2 separate regions of the Homo sapiens genome follow, and region 2 is linked to region 1. A link is an interaction called in ENCODE POLR2A ChIA-PET data of the cell type or tissue named here. Cell type or tissue: Panc1. All regions are shown on one strand. Each heading gives the region's core, and the rest is flanking DNA. Links, peaks and the distances in the headings are about the cores only.

What was found. Peaks named below come from ENCODE experiments on the same cell type or tissue, not always from the same donor. Only the 100,000 strongest peaks of a DNase experiment are listed, where the experiment ranks them.
Region 2: POLR2A ChIA-PET joins it to region 1 with 16 read pairs; 2 of 35 experiments call an interaction of 5 or more read pairs at or near these places.

Annotation. Positions count from the first base shown.
Region 1 is chr1:79,236,302-79,248,282 of GRCh38, reverse strand. No RefSeq gene overlaps it. Among named protein-coding and RNA genes, the nearest start is that of LINC02792, 83 kb to the left of the region's middle. In Panc1, for the core only: no CTCF peak of the experiment used is centred there; no DNase peak of the experiment used is centred there.
Region 2 is chr1:79,179,899-79,191,805 of GRCh38, reverse strand. LOC107984998 (a long non-coding RNA gene) reads left to right here and starts at 3,326. Exons shown (of 5, transcript XR_001738111.2): 1 at 3,326-3,463. In Panc1, for the core only: no CTCF peak of the experiment used is centred there; DNase peaks (open chromatin) are centred at 3,375 and 3,785.

The DNA of each region.
Region 1 (11,981 bases), core at 1-8,000:
GGAAGCCTTGAACAGACACTGTACAAAAAAGCCTAATAAACAAATGGCTAAAAAGAATATGAAAAATTGTTCAATCTCATCTGTCATCAGAAAAAAGCAAATCAAAACTACAGTGACATACTGCTTTACATGCACCAGAATAACTAAAATTTAAACTGTCAACAACAAATGTTGTCAAGCATGAGGAACAATTGGAACTCTCACACATTGCTGGTGCAGTGAAAAATGTTAGAGCCACTTTGGAAAACCGACAACGTCTTATAAAGTCCACCATGCACATACCCTATGGCCCATCAATTTTACAGCTGGGTATTTACCCCAAAGAAATGAAAATACCTATACACAAAAAGCTTGTTTATCTTGGTTTCATTCATAGTAACCCTAACCTAAAATATTAAAATTTCTATCAACTGGACAATATATTAAGCAAATTGTATACTCATACAGAAAACTTAGCAGTAATAAATACTGATGAACTTGGACAAACCATATAAATGAGAACAATTATTGATATGGGAAGGGGTGTAAGGGAACTTTTTGGGATGATAGAAATGTTTTAATATATTTATTAGGATGTTGATTGCATGGTTGTGTATAGTTGTTCAAACTCATTAAGATGTTCTTTTAACATACTTGTATTTCACCATATGTAAATTTTACCTCAATGTAATTTTGTCTCAATATAAATCATAAACAAAATGTTGTATACATTGGAACCCTTGTACAGTGTGGTTGGAAATAAAATGATTCAGCTGCCATGGAAAGGGTTTGGAGGTTCCTTATAAAGTTAAGCACAGAATCATCATATGACCTGGTAAATCAACTCCTAGGTTTATACCCAAATTGTTGAAGGTAAGCACCCACACCAAACACCTTCACATGTGTGTTAATGCAGTGCTATTCACCATAGACAAAAAACAGTCCAAACATCCATCAACAGATGAATGTGTTGACAAATTACGGTATATACATGCAATGGAATATTATTCAGCTGTAAAAAGGAATGACGTACTGAAACATACTACACATTGATACACCTCAAAAATATGCTCAGTGAAAGAATTCAGACACTAAAGGTAATATATTGCATGATTTCTTTTATATGAAATATCTGTAATAGGTAAATTCATAGAGAAAGGTGCAGATTGGTGGTCGGAAGGGGCTGAGGATAGAGTGAAATGAGGAAAAACTGCTTAAAGGGTATAGGGTTTTATGTTGGATTTAAATAAATATTTTATAACTAGGCAGAGATGGTGATTGCACAACATTGTGAATGTAATAAATGCCATGGAATTGTTCACTTTAGAATAATTAATTTTATATTAGGTACATTTCATTTCAATAAGTTTTTAAATAAGCAATAGGCATCAATTTCATATTGCATTGTCTAATTAAAATTTCCAAATAATAGTAGTGAATGTCTAAAAGCTTGATGCGTAGAGTCCTTTTAATTGAGATGTTTATACCATTTACAATTAATTTATATGGTTAGCATTAAATTTCTTATTTGCCTTATGTTTCTGCTTCCTCTTTTTCTGTACTCTGCTTCCTTTGTTTTAATTACCTTTTATGATTTCATTTTATTTTCTCTTTTGGCAGCTTAGCCAAAACATTTTTATATAAGTGCTTGTTCAAGAGTTTGTAGACTACAGCTTTAACCTAACAGCCTACTTTCAAGTGATATTTTCCCACTTCATCCAGAGTATAAGAACCTTATAATAGGTGACTTCCATTTCTCTGCTACTGACCTTCATGCTGTTGCTTTCATTTATTTGACTTTTATGTTCTTATAAACTCCATACTACATTGTTATTGTTTTTGTTTAGTCAATTGTCTTTTACAGAGATATAAACAATAAGGAAAAGTACTCTGTATATTTACCTACGTCATTATCATTTCTAGTTCTCTTCTTTGTATGGGTTTGTGTTTCCATGCGGTATCATTTTCCTATTTTCCTTTTGTCTGAAGACTTTCTTTAACATTTCTTGTAGTGCAGGTATGCTGGTGATACTTTTTTTTTTTTTTCAGTTTTTGTATGTCTAAAAAGTTTGTATTTTGTCCTTATCTTTTGAACACACTTTCTGGCCAGTCATGGTGGCTCACACCTGTAATCCCAGGACTTTGGGAGGCCAAGGCTGACAGAGCACTTGAGGCCAGGAGTTTGAGACCAGCCTGGCCAATATGGCAAAACCTTTTCTCTATTAAAAATACAAAAATTAGCTGCGCATGGTGGCACATGCCTGTAATCCCAGCTAATCAGGAGGCTGAGGCAGGAGAATCTCTTGAGCCTGGGAGGTGGAAGTTACAGTGAGCAGAGATCACATCACTGCACTCCAGCCTGGGCGACAGAGTGAGACTGTCTCAAAAACAAACAAACAAAACAAAACAAAACAAACATACTTTCCTAGGTAAAAAAAAAAAAAATGCTAGGTTAATGTTATGGACTGTATGTATGCGTCCCTGAAAATTCATACATTGAAAATTTAACCCCTAATGGAGTCGTATTAGAAGGTAGAGGCAATTAGGTAATTAGTTTTAGATGAGGTCAGGAGAATGGAGTCCCCATGATAAGATTAGCGTCCTTATAAGAAGAGAAAAAGACTAGAGTTGTTTGTTTGTGTGTGTGTGTGTGTGTGTGTGTGTGTGTGCACCAAATAAAGCAGGTAAAGCCATGGGAGGACATAACCAAGAAGAGGGTCCTCACTAAAACCTGACCCTGATGACACCCTCCAGAACTGTCAGAAATAAATTTATGTTTTTAAGCTACATAGTTTGTATTAGTTCATTCTCTCACTGCTATAAAGAATTGCCCAAGACTGGGTAGTTTAATAATGAAAAGAGATTTAATTGACTCACAGTTCTGCATGGCTGGGGAGGCCTCAAGGAACTTACAATTATGGCAGAAGGCAAAGGAGAAGCAAGCACCTTCTTCACAAGGCACGGAGAGAGAGTGCAAAGGAGAAACTGCCAAACACTTATAAAAGCATCAGATCTCATGAGAACTCATTCACTATCATTAGAACAGCCTGAGGGAAAGTGATCCCATGATCCAATCACCTCCCACCAGGTTCATCCCTCAACACCTGGGGATTACAATTCAAGATGAGATTTGGGTGGGGACACAAAGCCAATCCATATCACAGTTTATAATATCCTGTCTTAGCAGTTGGAACTAAGACAGTTGATAATTTTCCCCCATTGGTACATTAAAAAATAATATTTCATTGTTTTCTCATCTGCATTGTTTTCAACAGAAATCTTTCCTCCTTATTTTTGTTCCTCTGCATATAATGAGTTTCTTTTTCTTTTCACTTTTAAGATTTTTCTGTTTATCATTGGTTCTAATAAATTTTACTTAATTTTATGTAAATTTTCTGACAAGTTTTTATGCTTCTTGGTGTAGTTTTATTCATGTCCTGGGGTTATTGAGTTTATTAGGCCTCTGAGTTTATGATTTTCATCCAATTAGGAAATTTTGGGGAAAATATTAATTCACACTTTTTGCTCCTTTCCTTTTTCTTTTTGGGGGGCTCTAAATACACAAATAAAAGGCCACTTGAATCTTTCCTACAGTTCACAATGCCCTGTGCATTTTAAAATTGTTTCATTCTGTAATTCCAGCACACTGGGAGGCCAAGGCAGACAGGTCACTTGAGGTCAGGAGTTTGTGACCAGCCTGGCCAACATGGTAAAACCTGGTCTCTACAAAAAATACAAAAATTAGCCAGGAGTATGGTGCATGCCCATAATCCGGGCTACTTGGGAGGTTGAGGCAGGAGAATCACATGAACTCAGGAGGCGGAGGTTGCAGTGGGCTGAGATTGCACCACTGCACTCCAGCCTCGGCTACAGAGAAAACTCCATGTCAAAAAAAAATTGTTTTATTCTCTGTGTATTACTTGAATAATTTCTACTTCCATGTCTTCATGTACACTGTCCTTTTGTTCTGCAATATTTAGCTTCCTGTTAATCCCATCTAGTATTATTTTTATCTTAGATACTGTAGTTTTCATTTTTAGAAGTTAGCTGTGGCTCTCTTTTATCCCTTCTATGTCTCTACTTACTATTTTGAACATATGAAATACAGTATAGCAGCTTTAATGTCTTACTGCTAACTCTAATATCCAAATCTATTTTGAATGGGTTTGAGTTGAATAATTATTCTCATCAGAACAGGTTGTATTTTTCTGTTTCTTTGCATATCTACTAATTTCTGATTGAATGTCAGACACTGTTTATTATATTTTGGAATATTTTGGATATCTTTGAATTCCTGTAAGGACTCTTGAGCTTTGTTCTGGGATAGTTATTTGGAAAGAGTTTGATCCCTTCAAATTTTGTTTTTAAAATTTGTGAGGTGGTAGTCATGACATATTTTGTCTAGAGATAATTATTCCCCAAAACTGAAGCAGTATTATTACTCTACCAAATGCCTGGTGGGTTATGAGTTTTTCCAGACTTGGCTGGTCGGAAAATACACTCTTCCCAGACCTGTGAGAATTCCAGGTGGTTTTCCCTGTAGCAATTTTGGTTGGTTATTTGCCTCGTATTGGTGCACACAAGTGTGCTAATCAGCACTCTACTGTACCCTTGAGGAGATTCCTTTGCAGATCTCTAACATTCTCTAGCTATGCATCTGTGTCTTATCTTGTAATCTGTCCTGAGCACTCTAGCAACCATGGTTCAAAGACATTCTTAGAAAGTCTTTCTACTCAGGAAGTTTGCTAAGCATAATGTGGATTCCCCTTTCCTACGGAAAAGCAATATGGCTCACATCATTTATTTTATGTCTCTCAGAGAACTGCCCTGCATTGTCTAATTTTTATGTCTTGAACACCAATGGTTTATATATTTTGTTGTTTTTGGTTGATTCAGGCACATGCAAAAGTTTATTTAATGGTATGTGTAGTTTTTTGTTTTGTCTTGTTTTGTTTTGTTTTGTTTTGTTTTGTTTTGTTTTTGTTGAGACAGAGTCTCTCTCTGTTGCCCAGGCTGGAGTGCAGTGATGCGATCTCAGCTCACCACAACCTCCACCTCCTGGGTTCAAGCAATTCTCCTGCCTCAGCTTCCTGAGTAGTTGGGACTACAGGCACACACCACCATGCCCGGCTAATTTTTGTATTTGTAGTAGAGACAGGGTTTCACTATGTTGGCCAGGCTGGTCTCAAACTCTTGACCTCATGATCCGCCTTGGCCTCCCAAAGTGCTGGGATTACAGGCTTGAGCCATCCTGCTCAGCTTAATGGTATGTTTTGATATTAGTGGTTTTCTTTATAATTTTTACTTCTTATGTCCTGCTTAAGAACAATTTTTCGTGGTTACAAAAATGTTCTTTTATGTTTTATCTTCAAATGTGTATTGTTTTACTGTCCACGTTTAGGTTGACTATTAATGTGGAATTTAATATTTTGTGTAGCTCAAGGTAAGGGTCCACATTTGTTTAATCACATTGTCTGGTCTGTTTGTGCTCCTATAACAAAATGCCATAAACTGATGACTTATGAACAACAAAAATTTATTTCTCACAGTTCTGGAGGCTGGAAAGTCTAAGATCAAGTCACTGACAGAATCAGTGTCTGCTGGAGGGCTTACTTCCTGGTTCATAGACTGCTGTATTTTCACTGTGCCTTCACATGGTGGAATGGGCATATGAACTCTCTGGGGATTCTTTTATAGGGCCACTAATTCTATTCAGGAGGGCTCTGCCTCATGGCCTAATCACCTTCCAAAGGTCCCACCTCCTCATATCATCACCTTAAGGGTTAGAATTTCCACATGAATTTTGGGGGGACACATTCAATCTCTTGTGCTAATATGGATATATATGCACAAGATATATATATATATATAAAATATGATATTCGATGACCAAATATCATCGAAAGGATAATTCCTTTTTCAGTATACTTCAATATTACTATAAATGAGGTGACTATATATATGTGGCTGTTTCTGGGCTTTCTGTCTTATCTCATTGGTTAGTTTGTCTATACTTGTACTAATATCAATAGGATTTAGATACTTTGGTGTCACTGTTGTGCAAGGCTATAGAAAATTCTCTTTGCAATCCATTATAATAATGGATAATATAATAATATAATAATCCATTATAATAATGCCCTATAGTTCTGTGTTCATTCCGAACAGTTTTAATATCATTGCTGTGTTTTAGCATTTCATATTTTTCCTAGGTTTCATAAGGATCTGAAGTGGTAGATTTCTTGTTTTTGCTAGGATCTGATTTAGAGTCAAGATGGACTTTAGAAATTATCTGGCTTAATTAATTCACTTTATAGATGAGCTAAAAGAACCTTAATTTGCTTAAAGGATGTACAGTTAGTTAGAACCTGGAACCCCATTCTTCACACCCTATGCCTTTTATTTTCCACAACTCACAAATTAAGTGCAGTTGGTGTCATACACACTTCTCCCATTTAGTTCATTTTCCCCCCTTCATGCTGCTATATGATTCTTCACTTTGGGTGTATTATGAGTTTTTCGTCCTCCACACAGGGTTCTGTCAGTTCGTGGTATAGCAATTTAGTGTTAAAATGGTGGTGTCTCAGCTGTCAATGCTATAAATACTTCGACTTCATTCCTCTTCAGGAAAGCTTAGGCTAATTTTTTCCCTTTGCATGTTTGCATTTATATTTTTATTAAGATGATTTTCATTATAATATTATGTCTTTATGCTAGAATTACAAAAATACAGAAAAGTAGAAGATGGAAAATCATTACCCATAATACACCACCTAGAGTTACACATTTTTAGAAGTTGAGAATATTTCTTCTGCTCTTTTGTTTCTTTTTATTGAGTTCAGATCAAATGATATATATAAAATTATATTGCCTGATTTTTCAAACATCCACTTTGTGATTATATAAGTATAATAATTTCATTATAATATTAAGAAATAGACTATTTTAAATATTTTAAAACTTTAATTTATTTTCACTATTAAAATGTTGCCATATTTATTGACCCAGTTTAAATGTATTTTTATATTTTCATGAAATTATGGCAAAATAATTTTTAAGCATCCTTAATCAGGAACTTCACGTGTCCCAGTAGGAAGATATGTGTATGGGCTCATAATAAAAAATATATATATTTTCAACTGAGTGGTTTATAGACTTTTCACAAGTAAAAAAAACTCAATGACTTATGGAATTTTTATGAGTTGCAAAGATGCAGAAAGTAATTTCTCATGTTCCTTGACAATGAAAATGACCATTGTGATTCTTCATATGGCTTGGCTGTTTCCCCACCAAAATCTCATCTTGAATTGTAATCCCTATAACCTCCACATGTCATGAAAGGTACCTGGTGGGAGGTTATTGAATCATAGGGGCAGTTTCCCCCATGCTGTTCTTGTGATAGTGAGTTCCAGCGAAATCTGATGGTTTTATAAACATCTAGCATTTCTCTGCTGGCACTCATTCTCTCTCCTGCCACCCTGTAAAGAGGTACTTTCTGCCATTATTGTAAGTTTCCTGAGGCCTCCCCAGCTATGCAGAACCATGAGTCAATTAAACCTCTTTCTTTTATAAATTACCCAGTCTTGGGTATTTCTTCATAGAAATGTGAGAACAGACTAATACAGGAAATTGGTACCACAGAGAGTGTGGTGCTGCTATAAAGACACCCAAAAATGTGGAACCAACTTCAGAACTGGATAACAGGCAAAGGTTGGAACAGTTTGGAGGGCTCAGAAGAAGACAGGAAAATGTGGGAAAGTTTGGAACTTCCTAGAGACTTGTTGAATGACTTTGGCCAAAATTGTGATGGTGATATGGACAACGAAGTCTAGGCTGGGGTGGCCTCAGATGGAGATGAGAAATTTCTTGGGAACTGGAATAAAGGTGACTCTTGCTATGTTTTAGCAAAGAGACTGGCAGCATTTGCTCCTGCCCTAGAGATCTGTGGAACTTTGAATTTAAGAGAGATGACTGATTTAGGGTATCTGGAGAAAGAATTTTCTAAGTGGCAAGGTTTTCAAGAGGAAGCACATCATACAAGTTTGGAAAATTTGCAGCCTGATAATGCAACAGAAAAGAAAACCCCATTTTCTGGGGATAAATTCAAAATGGCTGCAGAAATTTGTATAAGTAATGAAGAGACAGAATGTTAATAACCAAGACAATGGGGAAAATGTGTCCAGATCATATCAGAGATCTTCGGGGCAGCCCCTCCCATCACAAGCCTGGAGGCCTAGGGGGAAAAAATGGTTTTGTGAGTTGGGACTAGGGCCACTCTTCTCTGTGCAGCCTGGGCAAGTGGTGTCCTGAATTCCAGCTGCTTCAGTTCCAGCCATGGCTTAAAGGGACCAAGGTACAGCTCGGGCCATTGCTTCAGAGGATGTAATCCCCAAGCCTTGGTGGCTTACACATGACGTTGAGCCTGCAGGGGCACCGAAGTCAAAAATTGAGGTTTGGGAACCGCTGCCTAGATTTCCCAGAATGTATGAAAATACATGGATGTTCAGGCAGAATTTAGTTGCATGGGTGGAACCCTCATGGAGAACCACTGCTAGGGTGGCATGGAAGGGAAATGTGGGGTTGGATTCCCAACACAGAGTCCTCACTCGGACATTCCCTAATGGAGCTGTTAGAAGAAGCCCACTATTCTCCAGACTCCAGAATGGTAGATTCACTAACAACTTGCACCATGCACCTGGAAAATCCTCAGACACTCAATACCAGCCCGTAAAAGCAGCCAGGAATGGGGCTGTACCCTGCAGAGCCACAGGGGTGGAGCTGCCCAAGGTTGTGGGAACACCTTTCTTGCATCAGCATGACCTGGATATAAGACATGCAGTCAAAGGGGATCATTTTGGAACTTTAAAGTTTAATTACTGCCCTATCGAATTTTGGACTTGCATGAGGCCTGTGGCCCCTTTGTTTTGGCCAATTTCTCTCATTTGAAATGGATATATTTACCCAATGCCTGCACCCCCATTGTATCTAGGAAGTAACTAACTTGCTTTTGAATTTACAGGCTCATAGGTGGAAGGGACTTACTGTCTCAGACGAGACTTTGGACTTGGACTTTTGGTGATATGGTTTGGCTCTGTGTCCCCACCCAAATCTCTTCTTGAATTTTACTCCCATAATGTCCATGTGTCGTGGGAGGGACCCAGTGGGAGATAATTGAATCATGGGGGTGGTTTCCCCCATACTGTTCTTGTGGTAGTAAATAAGTCTCACAAAATCTGATGGTTTTATAAGCATCTGGCATTTCCCCTGCTGGCACTCATTCTCTCTCCTGCTGCCCTGTGAAGAGGTGCCATACACCATGATTGTAAGTTTCCCGAGGCCTCCCAAGCCATGTGGAACTGTTAGTCCATTAAACCTTTTTCCTTCATAAATTATCCAGTCTTAGGTATTTCTTCACAGTAGCATGAGAATGGACTAATGTAATTCTCAATTCTACTTCTATTTTTTTTTTTTTTGAGAACCCTGAAAAAATATATATTTAGGTAATTTTTCTCTCTCAGTGTTCCAAGCACATAGTTTAGCCAATAAAATAACAGCTGGATTAATACATTGTTTGTATCGTCTAAATGTATGGATATAAAAATTATCATTAGAGTTATTTGAATTGTGGGGCCAAGCATTGAATTTATAAACAAATTTCTTAGAACTCAGAAAATATTTGAGGAAGAAGTTCTGAGGACAGGATGGCAATTTACTCACAATGTATTAAATCTAGCCAACAAATATTAAATTCTTTAATTTGAGATCCAAATTGTGCAGGGAAAAAGCCCTAATTTTCTGTGTTTTTTTCTGTTATTTTATGTACAAATATACATATTTATTTGTAATCTCTAGGTCAACTAGGGTAGTTCTTAAGTATTATTTTATAAAATAATTTTATATTTATGTAAAAATATACATATTTTATGTACAAATATACATATTTATTTGTAATCTCTAGGTCAACTAGGGTAGTTCTTAAGTATTATTTTATAAAATGTGGGAGATGTAGTTTATTTTCTGGAAGTTTTGTATATCAAGATTTATTTTTTATTCTTATTACTTAGCTACATATAAAATAATGGAGTGACAATATTAATTATAATATTAATATTTTAGAAAGGTATTTAATGACTTGCATATTGAACTATGACAATTAAAATAACTCTAGATTACTCTCAAGGAATTTTTAAGATAATGAGTATATATTGGTGGAAAAATTTCTAAATATACAAATGTACAGATTTATACCGTTCTCATAGTTGTTTCATGGTATTTCTTTAATATCCTTTTAATATCCATGGGATCTGTAGCGATGCTCCCTCTTTCATTTCTAAGATTACTAATCTGTGACTTCTGTCTTTTTTTCTTAGTTAGCCTAGCCAGAGGCTTATTAATTTTATTGATCTTTTCAATGAACTAGCTTTTGATTTCATTGATTTTTGTCTATTTTCTTGTTTTCAATTTCATTAATTTCTGCTTTAATTTTTATTTTTTCTTTCTTTGTGTTTTCTTTAGGTTTAACTTGCTCCTCTTTTTCTACATATTCAATACTTTAAAATATTATGTAGACATATGTATTTTACTCTCTATTGTAGAAAGTACCTTCAATTATAAACCGATTGTGCTACAGGTTTAAGAAAACCATTATTCATTGAATGAGTATCATATGCCTTTCACTGCATTGAAATTTGATTTATATTATTTTATTGACTCCCCATAACAATCCTATAAGGCTACATGTTATTATCCTTATTTTATTAATGAAAAAACTAGGCTCAGAGAATTTGTCTAACAACTATGACAGAAGATGTAGGAAATTAACTCATCTTTGTCATAAAAGGCTATTTTACAGTGAAATTATCTATTTATATGGCTTTGTATAGTATATAAGGTAAGCTTTATAATGTCTTATTTAAATAAGTACTATATAAACTGCTAGACATATTAGATTATGGTCCAATCATTTTTGCTAACATATTGCAAACATATTATATGCCAGATATATACTAATTCATGCCATTTCCACAACAGCCCTATGAGGTTAGTTATCCTATTTTTACAATCAATCAGAAGGAGGCCCAAAGAAAGACTAAATAATTTGCTTAATGTCTGCAGCTTTTAAACAGTAGAATTTATAATCAAACACAAACAGTTAGGATGTAGAACCTCTGCTCTTGGCCACTAAGCTATCTAATTATTTCAGCAACAGTATATTCCAAATATATTGAAGATAACAGGAAGCATTTGCATTATGTACAAATATGTATGCAAACTGAATAATTTAAAATAGAAAATAATCTGAATTCTTCTAAAGCCATCCAAAGTTCTTAAATAGATCTCATCCAATGTATCAATGTAATAACCAGAATATTTACAAAGATAGGGACCATCAAAATAAAGACAAAAAAATGAAGAGGAGCAAATTTTTAACCATCTCTTTCCATTAATATATTTGATTACAATTATGCAGAGAAAATAAAAACAGATATTTTGAGGAAACAGAAGATAACCTAATTACCTTATAACTAATAGAACAACTAATTTAGAAAATTGACTCTTTAATAAATGGACATATTTCTTTTTTAAAGATCACTTGTAAGTTTATGGTGCTTACTATTTTGCAACTTGATTTTTAAATAGCTCATTTAAACTCAGAATTACCATTAACATGTGAACTACAAAAAGCATTTCTAAAATAAAAATAGCATTTGGAGCACATCTGTTCCAATGATATGTTTTAAAGAAATTTGCATGTATTGGGATCTGATGGCTTGTTTGTGTGTTGCTTTAAGAAGGTGCTCTGCATGATTCACAATTAGACTGCGTATCAGGAGAGATGGGTGTTGCCATGGTAAGTACACATTTTTTGATTGAATAGGAAACTAATAGGCACATAAAACCCACGTAAATTATTGGCACATAAATTGCCTCTCCTGAGGCTACAAATAAACATACTTCTCTTTGGAAATATTTTGCTATTTTTTCTTGGGCTTTGTTTAGAT
Region 2 (11,907 bases), core at 7-8,006, 56 kb after region 1:
AATGAATTCCTTTTGGTTGTGTTTGAAACCGTGCTGTATAAATAACTAGGGTAACTGAAATTTCATTTGTAGCAGTACTGTACTTAAAATCTACAAATATCATAGGAGCTAAAGTTTTAACCAACTCTATTAGTTACTTATTACAAATAAAATCCTTCCAATTTCTTTACACAACAGTCTCTATTGAGTCAGGATACCCAGAATATCAGGCAATTAGAAACACGAAATTACTATATCTGTTCTGTCATAAACCAGGAGATTTAAAAATACTTTTTAATGAACACAAATTGCTCTATACTACCTCCACATTATAGCAGGCTTTCCAGAAACTGACACTGGATCTTTGGGATAAAAATAGTTGAAGACATCGAGTTGGAGAAACCATGTCATTTTTTATGTGAGTGGCAAGTTACAACACTAAGTCGCAACATCTAGAGGTGTGTGTAATCCAAGCTGAACCGGAAAATGTTCTTGAAAGCTGCAACAAATTGATATATATAAGGCTAGGAAAAGCAGGTTGGTGAAGAATCAGCTTATCATGGCCGCCTTTTGTTAAATCAAATTTAGCTTAAAGCTGCCTCCTTATTAGTTTGGCCTGAAGTTTTCTCTGAACATAGTGAGCAGTAACCTAACTCAATATGTAAATGGTCTACTCTTGTAACAAGCAGCCCTGTCTCAGTCAATCACAGAAGCTACACTTCAACTACTCACAGGTGACTGAAGCAAGAAAGTTCCCTGACTCCCCTGTGGGACTTGCAACAGGGGTGTGGCTAGTTTGCTTGGCTGCTGTGCACTCAAATCCCTATGGGAGGGGGAGCATGCCAGGTGCACAAGTGCAGAAGCCCAGGTGAGCGCTTTTGGGCTCCAACCCCATGGTAGCGTCTTGAGGTGTGTTACAATTAATGTTCTTTTAGCATTTGCTGTCCACTGATTAAGTGTTAAACCAGCTCAGTGGAAAGTCAGGGTGACAGTCTTTTACACCCTGACCTCTTGGTACCTAGGTCCTTGTCCAGCACCCAGGGAGAATCAGGTCACGTGGACTTGAAGGATGGTGAATGCAGGGAGGGACGGTGAGTGATGGAGGTGGCTCTCAGTGGGATGGATAGGGGCCTGGAAAGCGAATGGAGTGGGAAAATGATCTTTCCCTGGAGTTCCTCCATCCCGCAACTTATCTCCTCTCTGACTGTCCCCAGGCATGGTGGGCCAGAGCGGTCTTGGAAGAAATAACATTGGACATGAAAACAGGAATGCCTCTTCCCATTTAGGGCCGTGAGTTTCCATGCTTGAGGGTAGGGCCTTTGCCAGGGACCGCTCTCTTCTACCCAGTATTTCCCTGCCTTCTGTCCATATTATAACCAACTGTTCAAATAGCATTCAAATAAGGCAAACACTGGGCTGTAACCAAGCCAGTTGTTTCTGTGCCTCACTTCTCTTTCCTGTACATCACTTTTTTTTCTGTCTTTCTGAACCTATTCTGGTTCAGGGGCTGTCCGATTTGTGAATCATTCTTTGCTCAGTTAAACTCTGTTAAATTTAACTTGTCTAAAGTTTTCCTTTGAATACCTTTCACAGACAGATTTAGGGCAACTTGCCACCATCATTGTAAGACTGGTTTTACTTCCTCCCATTTAACTTGCCCTAGATGAGTGGAACCTATTGGACTCCCTTGTGCTTTCACTCAGTTGAACATTATTTATGAATGATCCTGTTATTGAACCCCAGCAATTATTTGATTTAATCTTCTATATTTATCCAATCCAATATAATTTAGAAGAATAACATATTATTTCCTATATATTAGAAATGAAGGCTTTTTATTTTTATTTATGTTTTTTATTTGATGATCTTCATTGTTTAAGGAAGAGAATCATAAATGCTACCCTACTAACCACAAGAAAAACCTCAATGAAAATCTAGTCAAAACTAAAGAAGTCTGCTGCTTATGATCGTTATTCTTAAAACCAAAAATTTCAGGGAGGATGAAGTGTTACAAATAAGGAGTAGTGTTTGATTTGCTTGTTTGTTTGATTGGTTGTTATCTGATAGTGCTGCATACTGAGACCTGTCAGATATGCAGTTACAAAGTTAACCTCTTTATAGAAAATAGGAAGTTTTTGTTTACTCACTAGCCCCTTCCTGGCATCTATTAACTCTTCTAGAATGGCTTTCTCTCCCCATCTAATTTCTATTCAGGGATTCATTTCACCCTCTCAGTTTACAATATCTCAGAAGGATAGTGGTCAACCACCCTCTCCAAGGATGGACAATGTGATTCAGGCCCAAGTCAATCTTATTGGTTGTGGTGAATGGTTGTGGTGAATGGTTCTAAGAGCAGCATATAATCTAAAACAGTTCAATCAATATGTATTTTATAACTTTTGCTACACATGCCTAAAACCAAGATCTATATTTTTACCAAACTTTCTACAGGATAAATAGGAAAGGATATGAAAACCTATGAGAGTATTTTTATATGATAAATGGAGGGAAAGCTGTGAATGCAGTTGGCATAAGGGAAATGTGCTAGACTGTGTAGAGTATAATCGAGTCCTGGTAACATTGCTTGAAACCTGGGTCAGGCATCACCTGAAGTAAAGCTATTGCTATACCTAAGAGTTATGAGAACCAGTAAATACATTTCCTTTTCTATAAGCTAGTTTTAATTTCTTTTTTACTTTTTTATCACTTTTTAATTGATATCCAATTTTAGTCATCCTTATGCCATATCCTTATTGCAATCATATAGCATAGATATAATTATTTGCATGTACAGAAGCAGGGAAATAATCTTAGTTAAGCAAGTTGCCCAAGGTCAACATTTGGCAAATGTCACAGTTGAGGTTTAAAGCTATGTGTAACTAATAGAGCTTAACCTCTTAAACATTACAAAATGAAATTTCCCCACTACAAAGAGGGGAAAATAATCTGGTTTCAAAATCAGATTATACAGCTAAATGATCACCTGTTTTTACTGGCTTTGCATGGACAAATAATCCTGCAAGGATGTGATAAATATGATGAAATGATAAAGTCATGAAATTTTGGAATAGTTAGGTCTTTTATAAGGATATATCATATGATTCTGTTATGCTTTATATAATTTATTTTTGTCATAATTACAGAACCTTCCTCCCTGTAGTAAAATGAGTCCTAAATTGACACTTTCTTCTCCTGTATGCCTGGCTCGTTCTGGACCGGATATGACTCATTTTGTTGATCTTAGCTTCACCATAAGTCTTCCTACAGAAAAATTGTTTTGATTAGTATTTAAAGTATGATGAGGATTGTTTCCTGTTTTTCTTAAGCTTTCCACCCAGTTGCCATTATCCCACAAATGATTTGTTAGGCATGCAGGTTTGTATTGTTTCTGATACTATAAGGACAACAAATACAGCTCTTTTTTTTCAAACTGCTACACCCAGGAAGCTGGAAGAAGAGTAGATATTACATATTGAGTTTCTGAGTGAGTACAATTTTATTTTTTTAAGAAGCTGTGCTTTTTTAAAAAACACGTGAAATTCTTAACAGTGTCCTTTAGAATTATTTCTCCATTATGCATGCTATGATGTGGAGTCTCTCTGTCCTTCAGATAATAGCATAGTTAAAAGACCAGAAAACTAAGCAGTACAATTGAATCTATAACTTTCTATATATAACCTTGAGCAAACAGCTTAACTTAAATTGAAGATAGTAACAGAACAAGTCAAGTATAAATTTATCAGAAAAGAGACTTGGGGAAAAGAGTGAAACTTCTCCATGTTGAGTATACAAAGAACCAATACATGTAAAAATTTTGTGAAAGATAGATTGTAGGACATACACATACCTAAGCCCGTTGTGCATTAGTACATGGCAAGTAATTCAGTGCAGAAAAGGCAGAAAGTGGGTAATAAACCAGGTTCAGCCAGACATTGGAGATTCTTTTATGGCAGATTAAAGATCTCTGTCTTCAAGGGAAGAAGGATCCATTGAACTATTGTAAACAATAGAGAGAAATGATCAAACTTGCATTTCTAAAATATTACTTAGGTGGCAATGTGAAAACTTGATTGGATGGGCCTAGAATCTTCACTATTTGATGACTTGATAAGACGAGAATAAATGGTTTATAAAAATAATAGAGGTTTCTAAATTGGTCCTCAGGATAAATGATGCTTCCGTTTATTAAGAAAGTAGCATTCAGGAGACGCACCATTATTTGGTTAGTAAAGGGGCCCCTTAAAGCTTTGTTTCAATTCTTTGGTAGTTAATCATTGTGTATTGTACTAAGTAATTCTTTATTTTGAAGTTTCCCTGTCAAATAACAGATGGTTACAGCCTCGTGATTGTACCTTTACTGATATTATATTTTTAAATACATAATTCTTGAAAATATTAATAAAGAAACGATATAAAATTAGGAATAAGGTGCAAAAATAACAATGGCTGTTTTTAAAAGTTCAAAATAAGTTACTTGTCTGAGAAGAAATCAAAATGGAAGTTTTAAAAATAGAACTAAATGACATTATAATTATTCATATGAAAACTGCCAGGATGCTAGAAAACATATGCTTTATTTGTGATGGTATCATTATCTACATAGAAAAATATACAAATAGATTTCATAGAAAACATAAGAAAAGCTGCAAATGAATTATTATATTTAATGAGAAGATTTAGCAACTGGATTAAAATTAATACCCAAGTGTATTAATAGAGTATATAATTTTTCTAAACCTACAGATTGCAGTAGCAAAACAAAATGAGATACCTAGATGTGTAAATATTTATATGACTCAGAAAATTATGAGACATTATTTAAAGCCAGCAAAGAACATTTACATAAATAGGAGATATTAAAAGTTTCAGTATCACAATGATGTCAATCGTCCCAAAATAATTAATAGATTTAAAGCAATTCAAATTAAAATGCCTACATGTTTATATAGTAGCTGACAGTCTAACTTTAAAATTTGGCTGGGAACACAAAGCATCATGAATAGCGAGGCATTCTTAAGGAAAACAAACAAGGTTTAGTAGATGTGTCCAAACAGCTATCAGGACTTATTATAGGTCTATATTAAAATGGTGGTGTGAGTAAGGACAGAAAAATTAACCAACGGAAAGAATAGGCATATGGAAATTTAGTTTATGATAGAGCTGATATTGTATACAAAGTGGAGAAAACATAAACTATTAAATAAATTGTAGTAAGACAATAGGTAATTACTGCTGAAAAAAATGACACTTGAGTCCTACTTCACATAATACAATATTCATTTTACTTTGATTAAATAATTAAATATAAAAAAGAATATAATAAATAACAGTATATATTCAATAGAAATATTAACTAATAATTAATTAAACATATTTAATGTATATTAATATAATTAAATATAAAAGATTATATTTTAGTAGATAAAATAGAATAATAATTTACATCAGGGTTTATTAAATATCTTTTAAAAAGCAATTCACTAAGGAAAAGCTGATAGTTTTAACCATGTTAGCATTTACACCTTCTGCTTATCTGAGGATATAATGAAACAGGATACAAAATCTAGAAGGTCTTTACAACATGTGTAATTAATACTGTTGATAACTTTTGTCTATACTTAACTTAGATTTTAATGTTGGCTTTTTCATGCTTATCACAAGTTATGGTTGACAGTTTTGTGTGACTTTGCTTTTTGTTTTTAAATGGAATCAACACTTAAAATACCAAGATGCTCTGGACAGGATGGTTATTAAAAGGAGCCACGGGAAAAAGATTAAAATCCACTTCAGGAAAAACAAAAACAAAACAAAACAAAAAACAAGAAGACCTTGAGAATATCACCATGAGAGTTGTTCAGGGACAAGATTATCAGACAGGATCTAGGCAAAACAAACAAACAAACAAACAAAACCTTGTTGTAGCCAGAAAGGGTAATTGAAGAGTGTTTAATGAAGAGACCAAGGTAAAAACAGGCATAGGGAACCAATAAGTAGAAAGATGTCCCCACCCCTAGTCTTAAAGGGGAAAGAGGAGGGAATGATTAACTGAACCAAAGATACATGCAGGACTTATGGGTTTTGTAAAAAACTCAAGAGCTATTTCAAAACTTCCAGGCAGGAGAGAATATCCTTTCTCTCTAACTTGTACTCACCTACTTATGCCTCCTGTTAGTGGAACCCAACCTACAGAAGGAAAGATAATCCAGGTGACTTATTACATAGATGTCAGACCCTGTTTTCTTTTTCTCCAATAAGGGAATGGAGGAGTATCCAGCAAAGGAGGTAAAATTCAGAAATGGCTGCCATAGTCCAGCACTCAACCATAACAATAGTAATCATAGTAAAAACCGTCATGCTATGTTACTGAGGTATAACACATTATAGCTGAGAAAACACCTGTACATATATAACGTAGTTTACTTCTCAAAAATCCACTGAAAGAATCATTAAGGTCTCAATTTTATAAAATGAAAACTAACGCTCAGAAATTTGGAATTTAGCCACAGCCACGTAACTAAAAAATAGGGAGATTTCAATTCAAAAGACCACACAGGCTTCCTGAAATATATAACCAGGTATGTATATTAGGGCTGGTAATTTTTATGTAATGATTTCCCTTACTCACTTCCCCTTTTCTTCACCCCAAAACAAATGCAGTGTTGGATAACTTTAGAGAGATTGGAATTTGTTGATTTTGCAGTGGTCTATGAGAGGAGGTTTTTATATTTAAGGTGCTTTGAGTGTCAATATTCAAATTTTGTGGGTTTGAATTACTACTTTGCCATTTACTGTGTGTAAAACCTTGGAAAGTAGTTCATCTCACTCTTTCAGATTTCTGTAAAACAAGATGCAATATAGTATACCTTTTTTGAAAGTATGTTGTGGTGATAAATTTAAATAATTCAGGTAAAGCATTTAGAAAAATATCTTGCATATTATAAGCCATCATTGTTATTTTTGCATTATTGTCATTATCTGTATTATTAATACTTCAAGATTATGCCTATCATTATACTCTAATCTCACAACACTAAAATGCTACTTCTTGGGCACCAATTTCTCTCCTTCTACTACCAGTTTTATTTCATAGCCAAACTAATTGAGAGTTTTCTGTATACTGTCTCTACTTCCATCTCTTCATTCTCAGCCATTTCAATTGTATTCATATCTTCTCAAAGTTTGCCAGGATCTCTGTTTTATTAAATCTCATGACACTTTTTCTGCCCTTATCATGGAATTCTGCAGCAAAAGTAGATGCAGTTTAATTCTTCTTTTTGTTTTGTTTTGTTTTGACAGTATTACTCTACTCTTTTTTCATTCCTCAGCTCTGTAACAAATGTAACCTTCTGACTCCACTGATCCAAGTTGCCCTGGTCATTCCACAAAATTACAATATTATTTCTCCTTACCACTGATGACATCAGAAATTACCTTAATTTTCCTTTTTTTAAAAAATTCAGTTCCACTTGATTGTAAGCCCTATGAAAATAAAATCTTGTTTATATCAGTCATTGCTGTATTTTCAATGCCACGAACAGTGTCTTTCATATCATAGGCCCATATTGTTAAATAAATTGATAAATAATATAACACACATATAAACAGGTGTCTCATACCAAGTAGGTGCTTAATAAATGATAGCTTTTATCCTTCTAGCAATCTGAAGGCAAGGTAGCAATCATTTGTTTAGTTAAATGATTCCCTGAGTGGTACAGTAGATTCCCAAATATACTCCCAACATAACCATGGACCAACAGTCTTTCTACCCTGAACTGCCATTCTTTCATGGGTTCTCTTTTTCCCTCAGTCAGAAGGAAAATGCCATCCTGTTTGGGTCACTAGTTCTTTCACATCCATTTCCAACCATTCTGTAGTACGGGTGGTCCTCACGTTATGAGAGTTTGACTTAGGATCTTTTCAAGTTAACAATGGACTTATAGGGACATAACCCCATGGTAAGGCGAGGAGCATCTGCAGTTAGATTTGTCTAACTAGAGAACGCTTAGGGGTGATGCTGCTTAGCGTCTTCACACTCTGACCTATAAGACTTCAGCTCTGACCTCAAAAATAACGTGATAACAGTACCCTAACAGTATCTTAAAAATCAGTCATTACAGTAACATAGCTAACCATTTTTATAAAAAGAAGTAAAGCTATTTAAGAGACTGAATTGATCATTTGTTTGAATTAACTGATCAACTAGCAGCTAGCCATCAGATGGCCTGAAATGTACTTTTATACAGAATGCTATAATTTTCAAATCATCTTTACATACAGTGTTTCATTTAATTTATAGCATTATGATAAAGTTAGAACTACCAAAAGCAATTATCACTTGAAATGACCTAAGTTGTCATCTACTCCAATTTCTTTATTCCTATAATAATGACGGTGATAATGATACCACATTACTAACTTGAATTATCTCATCCCTTTGTAGGAAAATTAATATATTTTTAAAATTAACTTTAAAATTGACTGACTAGCCAGTGTTCTTCTGTCTCAGTAATATTGCAATCCATGTCAATCATTCTAGATACATGACATTCTAGCCTACTTGGGGGTGGATGTTAAAATTATATTCTCAAATATTGTTTAAATTAAATATGGGAAGAAAAATGTAAATGAGAAAATTTAAAATACAAAAATGCAGTAACATATTGGCAGTTGTCATTCATGTATTATCTTTTATTTGAAGACATGGCAAATGCACAGAGCTAGTACCATATTCTGCAAACTCTGATACAAAATTTGATATGTGCTAAAATGTCAAATCTACCAATGTCAGTTATTAGTACCTTCTTTGGAAGTGTATCCAGTTCCTTTTTTATATCAGCTTTCTTTCCTGATACTGTTTTGAAAGCTTCATAAGATATTCATAACCTAGAGAAATCTAATAATTTTTCCCAGTAATTTCTTTTACTGCTTTATGGAATTTGTTCAGAGGAATACTAATATTAGATACTAATAAGAAATGTTGTCATATTAAAAAATACCTACTGCTTATCCATAAAAGGGGAAACTTTAGCTTCATCTGGTAACCAGAACCAGGATAACCATGGAGCCATCTGGTAAAACTAAAACGCTATGGCAAATTAGCATTACCAATCACCGCTACATTCTTACTGTGAATCTCTATATGCCAAACAGACCTCTCCCAGGAAGATCATAAAGGAAAAACAAGGTCATAGTGTCAGACTCCGTGTCCTTGATTATTTTTTTCTGTGATTTGTGGGGAGATGGGTGGTTGGCGTATATTTTATATTTTAAACAATTTCCAGGAAATTATTATTTCATTGAATCATAAATGTTAGGATGGCAAGAGGTCCCAGGAAAGCATCTGCTTCACTTATTTTTTTTCACCCAGGTAATAAATTATAATCCCTATTTTATGGATAAAGTAGTTGAGCCTTTGAGAGCTGAGTGCTTTGAAAAAAAAATCATGTGGTTTAATTCAACTAGAAATAGGTGCTTCTCCTGTTAGAGCATTTAACACACTGTCTTGACTGCCTGTTTAGTTCTTATTTATTCATTGGTTTCTCTTAAAACATCCTAAGCACCAAAAAAGTGCACATGAATAAGCCACATGTATGTTTATCACTTTTTAGTCATTGGCTCCTAGTACTCTGCTTAGCACATAGAAGTTCAATTAATATTATTGAATAAAAAGTAATAAATGGTAGAATGATCATTCAAGAATTTACTGTTAAATATTCATCTGTGGACATGAAAAGCCATTTATTTAAGTTAGAAATTTTGAATGATGCATCCTATTTTTATTTAGGAGAGTCACAAAATCAGATTATTTTTAGTGCAAGAGAGGACCATACTGTTTATTCAAAAAGAAGAAAAAACCTATCCTTGTTATGCTAGTTCTTTAAATTATCATATCAAGTATAAAAACGAAAACAAAAAATAGGTATTGAGACATATTTCATATTGTTCACTGGAGCCTGAATGAGGCATTATTTCTTATAGTTGTTGATACCTCTTACACATAGAATCTAACAAACATTTTATAACCTCTTTACGAAATGTTGTATTTCCCTTTCTTTCACCAGAGGAGTTTCATTCTGAGCCTGAGTACTCAATATAATTCACATTGAAAATTAACTCCATAGCTTTCCTACCATCATCATTATTAAAGGCCTCCAGGTGCTCAGTCCTCAACATTTTTCAGGCAGTAAATTGCTCAGGTCCTTTTGAGGAATTTAGAAACAGAGAACCAATAAATCCATCTATAACCTCAAAGACCTGTCTGCCATTTTCAGACAGACAGGTCTTTGTTGTGTTTTGTTTTGTGTTGCTTTATCCTAAGGGCACTAATGGGTGTAATAATTGGGACACAAAAATAATCAAAAAAGAGATACAAACAGCTTTGTATACTAGAGGATACCATCAGATTGCCCTAAGCATCATTTTTCTCATCTTCCACTGATATGTATGGGTTTATGTAATGTTTGTCTTTCAGATACATCTGTTGGAAAATACCAGACCAAACTGATATTTGTTAGCATTCAGGCAGTCTCTTTTTCTGCTGGAAAATAATGAAAACAACATATTAAAAGAATAGCTGTCTTGTAGAAAGTACCTGTTTTTTTAATATACACTTATTTATCAAAGCCGTCTTATTATTTGAAATGTCTCTTGGGTTTTGAATAATCATTTTATCAGGTAAAATTTGTAGTGATTCTTTCAACAAACTGAAACTTATTTCACATTCACAAATTCATTGTTCTATCATGTATATTCATTTAAAAAAACAGGAGGAGAAGAAAGAGAGACATGTCCCTTTCTGAAACATTTCATGCTGATACCTAGATGACCAGTTTATTCTTAGGTCTCATTTTCTGTTGTGTAAAGCAGAAAATGAGCTCCTTATTTTATTTCATTCTTATAATTTAAGAAGTGCTGGCTTCAGTTGGAATTGATGACCTAAAACTTCTAGAAAAAAAACTTGAGTAGCTTTTATTTTGAAGACAATATATAAAGTTTGTATAGTTCTTTGTAGAACTGATAAAAATTGCTCAGTAATTCAGAATATTAAAAAATATAGTCTTGATATTTGGTTTATATTGGTTTATAGTGTTTTTCCTTTTAATTTAAATAAACATGCAAATATTGTGGGTAATCTATCTTTGTATTTCTACTTTCCTATTATAGATTTTAACATATTAGCTGATCTGAAAGTGCATTTCCATCATCAAAGGCAAAACAAAACTTAACTAGAGAAATGTTTATTTTTCATTAGAGACCACTGTAATAGCCTCAATGGGGTAAGACCATATTCTCGTTGTCTTACTTTGAGGTTTCCTATTAGGGACCAACGTAGAGCAAACTAACTAAATGAGACAAGTTCATCTTTCAATTTTTGGGGTTCTCCAATGAAGTATTTTTCCTGAACAGGTCATGATATCTCAAACATTCTGCAAAACTCAGTGCTCACTTCTGTGCAATACAGCTGTATGCTTGTCCTTTATGTAAGTTACCATGATTTTGTAATGAGAATCTGTATCTCTGGCTACATCTGAATATCCCAGGAATCAAATTCTGATGTCAAAGTTGATAAGAAGGAGGCAGTCACCTATGATGAATCCTACCTATTACAAAAATAGTTTAAAGGCCAAAAGATATTTGGAGTATTACATGTTTCAATGCTTTCTAACTGAAGCTAATAGACTACTGATATGGTTTGACTGTGTCCCCATGCAAATCTCATCTTGAATTCCCACGTGTTGTGGGAGGGACCCAGTTGGAGGTAATTGAATCATGAGTGAAAGTCTTTCCCGTGCTTTTCTTATGATAGTGAATAAGTCTCATGAGATCTGGTAGTTTCAAAAACAGGAGATCCCCTGCACAAGTCATCTCTCTTTTTGCCTGCTGCCATCCATGTAAGATGTGACTTCCTCCTCCTTGCCTTCTGCCATG